Linked DNA regions of Homo sapiens: region 2 is linked to region 1. Evidence: chromatin contacts called from ENCODE Hi-C or POLR2A ChIA-PET data. All regions are on one chromosome and are shown on one strand. Each heading gives the region's core, a stretch centred on a gene start or an enhancer-like site at or near the end of the contact. The rest is flanking DNA. Distances are from core to core; before and after follow the strand shown.

Evidence for each region. A loop is a pair of places that touch in the nucleus more often than their neighbours do. ChIA-PET counts read pairs that join two places held with the same protein, here RNA polymerase II (POLR2A). Pooled maps may share reads with other maps.
Region 2: a loop to region 1 is called in a pooled map, with 4 times the contacts of the local background. The contact joins the promoter of OXNAD1 here to the enhancer-like site in region 1. A Hi-C loop is called at or near these places in 3 of 37 single-sample maps with no recorded cell type and 3 of 50 pooled maps. POLR2A ChIA-PET finds 5 or more read pairs at or near these places in 3 of 52 experiments (MCF 10A, OCI-LY7 and WTC11).

What each region holds. Positions count from the first base shown.
Region 1 is chr3:17,194,156-17,196,877 of GRCh38, reverse strand. All of the region lies in intron 19 of TBC1D5 (TBC1 domain family member 5), which reads left to right. Among named protein-coding and RNA genes, the nearest start is that of PLCL2-AS1, 140 kb to the right of the region's middle. RefSeq lists a silencer at 281-330 and an enhancer at 511-620. Within about 2 kb of position 1,462, at least 5 of the 41 ENCODE cell types and tissues checked have a DNase peak (open chromatin) inside an H3K27ac peak, as active enhancers do; they include OCI-LY7, where a contact is called at or near this core.
Region 2 is chr3:16,263,849-16,267,018 of GRCh38, reverse strand. It overlaps OXNAD1 (oxidoreductase NAD binding domain containing 1), which reads right to left and starts at 1,807. Exons shown (of 9, transcript NM_138381.5): 1 at 1,514-1,807. DPH3 (diphthamide biosynthesis 3) reads left to right here and starts at 2,076. Exons shown (of 3, transcript NM_206831.3): 1 at 2,076-2,250; 2 at 2,790-2,864. The coding sequence starts at 2,143. RefSeq lists an enhancer at 1,935-2,244.

The sequences.
Region 1 (2,722 bases), core at 213-2,712:
TCATTGAAACAAGTTCACATTTTCAAAACAAGCATTATAACGGAACTGACTCTATACAGTTCATGACATGCAGCTTCTGGATTTGGCGAGTTGGAGGAATGAGAATATAGAAAGGTTACACTCTACATAATTTTCTTGTTCTCAAGTAACAAACCCATGTTAATTAGAAATTTTAGAGTTAATCCATTTTATTAATGGTCAACATATACCCAAAGTATTTCACGACACCAACGTGTGCATCGTGTATGTCTGACTCATATGCTTTGACTCCTCATCAGAATTCTGCAGGAGCCCTTCTCCCTAGGATAAATCCCTCAATTTTAAGGTATGCCCTGTAGGGCCCTTTACAGTCTCACCCTGTTCAGCCTTATCATTAGTCCTCCCTCTTACTCCTCCCCAGCCCCTCAGGAATGCATAGCTGTTTCACTTCCCTTAAACCAAGCATGCTTTCTCATACTTCTGTGTTGTTTCCCTTCACTGTCTCTTCTGACCAGAGTGATTGATGTAGCCACAAAATAGAGTCCCTTCCAGTCTCAGCCCAAGCACCTTGTGTCCCATGGAGCCTTCTCTGCTAGGAGCTTTCAGCACTTGTAATAAGTAGCTGGGGCCCTAGTTAAGCTGCAGATTTCAGAGCCCCTCCCCAAACCTAAAGCAGCAGCATCTTGAGATGGAGGGTGTCCTACGTAATCTGCAAATGTTTCCCGTTTTGAATGTCAGAGAACTACTTGTGTTTACTTATAAGGCTCTTGCAGGCGCTTGTCACTGTATCTTCTGTGCCAGATATTGTGTCTGGCACTCAGTAAACGTTTAGGAATAAATGAATGCTGTTGAGGGTTTTGTGTGTTGTGCAAGTATTGAGATGTCTTAGGCTTTGCTCTGGCGTCCTCTAGAGCCTGAAAAGTTGCTTCATTTCTCAGCAGCATTTACCAACCACTTATTTAAAAAGCTAATAGGAATTGTTGGTATTTAGTGAGAGATGGGGTATAACTTAAGGGATGAACTAACAAAAGTATGATAGGCATATGAATAAACCAGGCAATTTAGAGAATTATTTCCTTCTCACCTTTTTTTCTTTCCAGAAGTCTCAGAAGTGGTAATGTTTATGTTAAAAAAAAAAAAAAAAGAAAGAAATATCAAGGCTGTTCCAAAACTTACTTGCTTTTACCAGTTGTTACTTAAAGTAGTTCTTAAACTGTACTTGATCCTCAGCTTGGATTTGCTGCAGGGTACGGTTTTTTGTCTGTCTCTATTGGGACATTATAGAGGTCAGTTAGCCCAGAGAATAAGTTGTGCAAGTGTGTACATTTCATCTTCACACGGATCAATTAGCTTTGTCATAAGAAAAACAGTCTTGGCTCAGGCCCTTCTATCTGGGCCAGCCATTGTGCAGATGCCTACCCTTGGTGCCAGGAACAGCAAGGGAGAGCACGCAGATGGTTTTGCCCAGCCAGCATTGCTATGAGAAACTCAGCTGGAGGCCCTGGTGCTGGCTGGCTGGTTTCATCAGTTGGTCTTATCACGTGTAAGTGGGGAGGGGGAAAACCCTTGTTAAGTAGAGTAACATCTGTGTTTATTGTCCTGGTGGAGGAGAGAACTACATGGGTTTCCAAATGATTGGTCAGGTTGCCTAATTATAAAAACACAACACAGAAATGACAGCATAAAAGCCCAAAAGATGGGAGCATTTCTCCACAAATGCCATTTAATTAGACTCCCATACATAAGCACTTCTAGGAGACACCTTTTATACCTTTTGAATTTTTACAGGGCTAAGAAGACATACCATATGCATATAATTATTTTAAACTGCAGTTATAGGACTTTTGCAAATAATGAGGTTTGTAACTCTGCAAGTGAGGTTTTATTCTTCCTCTGGTTACACCTATGTGAAGTTGGTCCTAATTAAAGGTTTTATTTCAATTTCCAGTATATTTATTCCAGATTGTAAGCTTATTTACTTTACTTTAGATATTTGTAGCACATGATCCTGTTTTCTGGCACCGTTCTTGTCTTTTCTGTTTACTTTATTATTTTTTGTAGGCAACTTCTAGGAAAGCAAAATTAGATTAAAATGGCTCACAATGTTAAAATGGCAGTAGGTATAAAAGCATGTTTCTAAAGGCTAAAAGTTCTTAATAAATATTACTTATGATTTTTTCAGAAATCATATATTCAGAAAGATATCTTCTGAAAATCAGGGATGAATTTAAATACCATGAATTATGGAAGTATTTTTGCCATTTCCTTTTCATTGCATTTTATGTTTGAAAAGCATCTTTTATTCTCTGATACTTAATACACAGCCTTTGTCAAAAGTTACAGAAGAGAGCATGCATAATCCAATAAAATTAATTCATATTTCACTTGTTTTTAATGAGAAATTGTATAAATGTTTGTGTTTACAATAGAATAAACTGATATCTAATGGTCTAAGAATTAGCTCTAAATAGAATAATAGAGCTACTCAGTACAAAACTAACTCAGGGAGATTGGAAGGCTCTCCTGGAAGCTTGTCACCCTGCTTCTCTCCCCGCTGCATCCTACTCCATGTTGAGAAGAGGTCTTTCGGACTGTCACCAAATACGCTTCTAACCATGCAGCCATCTGTTAAAATTGCCTTAGATCAGATAGATAGTAAAGTACTTCACAGCCTTCCTAGAATGACGGGAAGAGATATTCAGAAGTAAATATTAATAGAAGGTTAGCGTGAGATGAGTTATTT
Region 2 (3,170 bases), core at 558-3,057, 930 kb after region 1:
GGAAGAAAAAGGGCTCCTCTTGCTCCAACAGGCAAAGACACCTTAGTGGTAAACAAGTAGTATACACAGAGTATTTGACCGGAAATCAGCGGAACTGGGCTCAGGTGTGACTCCTTCCTGCTTTCTAATCTTCAGCAAGTCTCCTCTTGCCATTTTAACATTACCCACGCCACCTCACTGGATTACTGAGAGGAATAAATAAAATGTCTACCAAAGTACCTGGCAAGCAACAGTGTTACTAAAATCAATCCTAATACATTGACCCCTTCTCTTCCTTGTCAAACAACCTAGAGAGGTGGAGGTTTGGTATTGCCAATAAACAACTCCTTCTGGCCTGATATACAACAGCACTCATCAAATATAGTTTGCATTATACAATTATGACCTACTTCTTTTTTTTTTTTTTTTTTTTTTTTGAGACAGCGTCTAGCTCTGTCGCCCAGGCTGGAGTGCAGTGGCGTGATCTCAGCTCACTGCAATCTCTGCCTTCCAGGTTCAAGAGATTCTCCTGCCTCAGCCTCCTGAGTGGCTGGGATTACAGGCACACCACCACACCTGGCTAATTTGTGTATTTTTTAGTAAAGACGGGGCTTCATCATGTTGGTCAGGCTGGTCTCGTATTCCTGACCTCGTGATCCGCCCTTTTAGGAATAAATGTAAAGTTTAGTAGTCATTGTAATGTTTTCTTCAAAAGTGCACAGGGATATATTATGTATATGTGTTACGTAAATGTAAACTAAATGTTATATATCATTGCTGAACCAAGTAAAGCTCATAATTTCCGTGCAAAAGTGGAACATTACATCTAAAAAGGATCTTATATCATCTCTACTCCAATCCTTTCTTAGAAGAGGAAATAAGGCCCAAAGAATGTAAATATCCAGTTGCCAGAGGTAATCAACAACTCAAGATTCCGATCCCAGATCTTCTCTCGAAAGTGCTTTTTCACTACAATGCATTTCTTCTCTACTAAGATATTAAAATGCCTAGTAATTAAGTAAGACCCAATGTAATCGGTTTTACCAAAACAGGCACTAGCACTGCTTTCAAGACAAAAATGCCTTTTATCTGCATTTCGCTTCAAGGCATACATAGGCCTCACACTGATAAACCTGCCTACTGACACCATTTCTTTCACAACGAAAAAACTGGTACTCACATAAGTAATTTGTTCCTGGGCTTTGGAGACAGACAAGCTCTTCATTATTTCCCAGGTGTATGATTTTAGTCAAGATGCCCAACTCTCTGTACCTCAGTTTAAAGATTAATAAAATGGAATAACATGTAAACTCCTAGAGTTGACAATTCCACTTAGTGCAATAGCTGGCACATAACTTCCCAATAATAAAAGGTGATGTTATTACTATTACTAAAAATCATCGTCGTTAATAATGTTATAAGCCTGGCAAACAGAAGACTAGAACTCAATCCCTGCCTTCCAGGGCTTGGTCCTTTCAGCAACACAATTTAGGGTATTTTAAGGCGTCTGGGGTGAGGAAGAAGCGGAATGTACCTGCAGCCAGGAATTAACAAGCTGACCGTCGCCCTGGGCTCAAGGTCACTCGGTGAAGCGAAATTCTACGGGAACTGTTCGTCCGTCACCAGGAAGGGAGGTCGAGGAGGCTAAGCTGCTCTCGCCTCCCCACCCCGCCTTTCCCGAGGGCCGGGAGGCTGCTACCTAGCACCTGCTGCAGCCTTCAGCGGGCTATTTAAGGCGTTAAAGCAGACGATAAGAAGCAGGGAAACTTTCCCCGCTGGCACCTAGCTTGCAGACCCGGCCACGTTTAGTTGCAGGCGCCTGGAATACTCCGCGGTCCCAGACGTGACGTAGCAGCGCGGGCGAGCCCCACATTCTATTGGTCGCTGCCGCCCAATAGGAGGAGCGGTGCGCGACCCCGCTGAGCAAGCTTTCAGTCTTCCCAGTGTCTCCGCCCCTAGTTCAGCCATCTCCATGGTGACCGCTACCGGTTATCCATTTGGCCGCGCAGGGCGGAGTTGCGTCATTGCCTATGCGCCGGAAGGGCTAGTCCTTGCCCGGCGCGACCTGATGATGCCGAGCCCAGGCCGGTTCCGGCGAAGTTAAACCCTCGGAGCTGGCCTCGGACTGCTGGGGCGTTACCCCTTCGGCCACCCCCGCTGACCATGGCAGTGTTTCATGACGAGGTGGAAATCGAGGACTTCCAATATGACGAGGACTCGGAGACGTATTTCTATCCCTGCCCATGTGGAGATAACTTCTCCATCACCAAGGTAACTTCAGGGTCCCGCCCGGCGGTTCACCCAAGCAAGCGCAGTTTGGTTCCGCCCGTTCCTTCCATCATTGGGTAGCCTTTGCTGCGCTGTGTCACCCACGCCCTCTTTCCCGTTGCTGAATCTTCCTCCTCCCGCGTCCCCCCACCCCAACTAATGCCCTGAGCTCTCTCGGTAGGCACGCAGTTCTGGCCTTAGATTAGGTCAGGGAGAGGGTGGCGGAGAGCCTCTGTCTCTCTGCCCGATCCCTGCCTTAGGGTCCCAACCTGGGATATTTCTGTCGAGGAGGGGACTCGTTTTTTGTTTCCCAGGGCTTTTGGGGCGACCGAAGCTCGCCTGACCTTCCTAGGTGTTTCCCCTAAGTGACGCTTCTAGGGGAAAATGATGTCGGCATTTCTCGCTGAAGGCCCTGGGGTTCTCACCCACCTTGGGGGGAAGGCAAGCCACCAAGAGACTTGCATCTAGGGGTGGGATAGGTTTGGGGGAGGAGATGGCGAAGAGAAGCTATCCTGACCACATGGTATTTGATTTCGTTGTAGGAAGATTTGGAGAATGGGGAAGACGTGGCAACGTGTCCTAGCTGCTCTCTCATTATAAAAGTGATTTATGACAAAGTAAGGGATATAATTTTAAAACGGGGGAAGGGTATTGTAAGTCAGTGGCAAGGACTTAGATCAGCTTGTCAGTGATGAGTGCAGGAGAATGTTTCATTGTGCTAGGTAAAGTGCGGTATTTTTTTAGGCAGGTTTTAAACACCATTGATAAACAGCCGAATAGTAAATTAAAACGTTTAAAGTTCAGATTACGTAATTTATTTTAGCTTTAGAGATAAATCTAGCTTTAGTGAAAATTATTATTTATTAAATAGAAAGTATATAGATTATTTTAGTGGACAATTTTTTATATTTCTCTTCTATTTA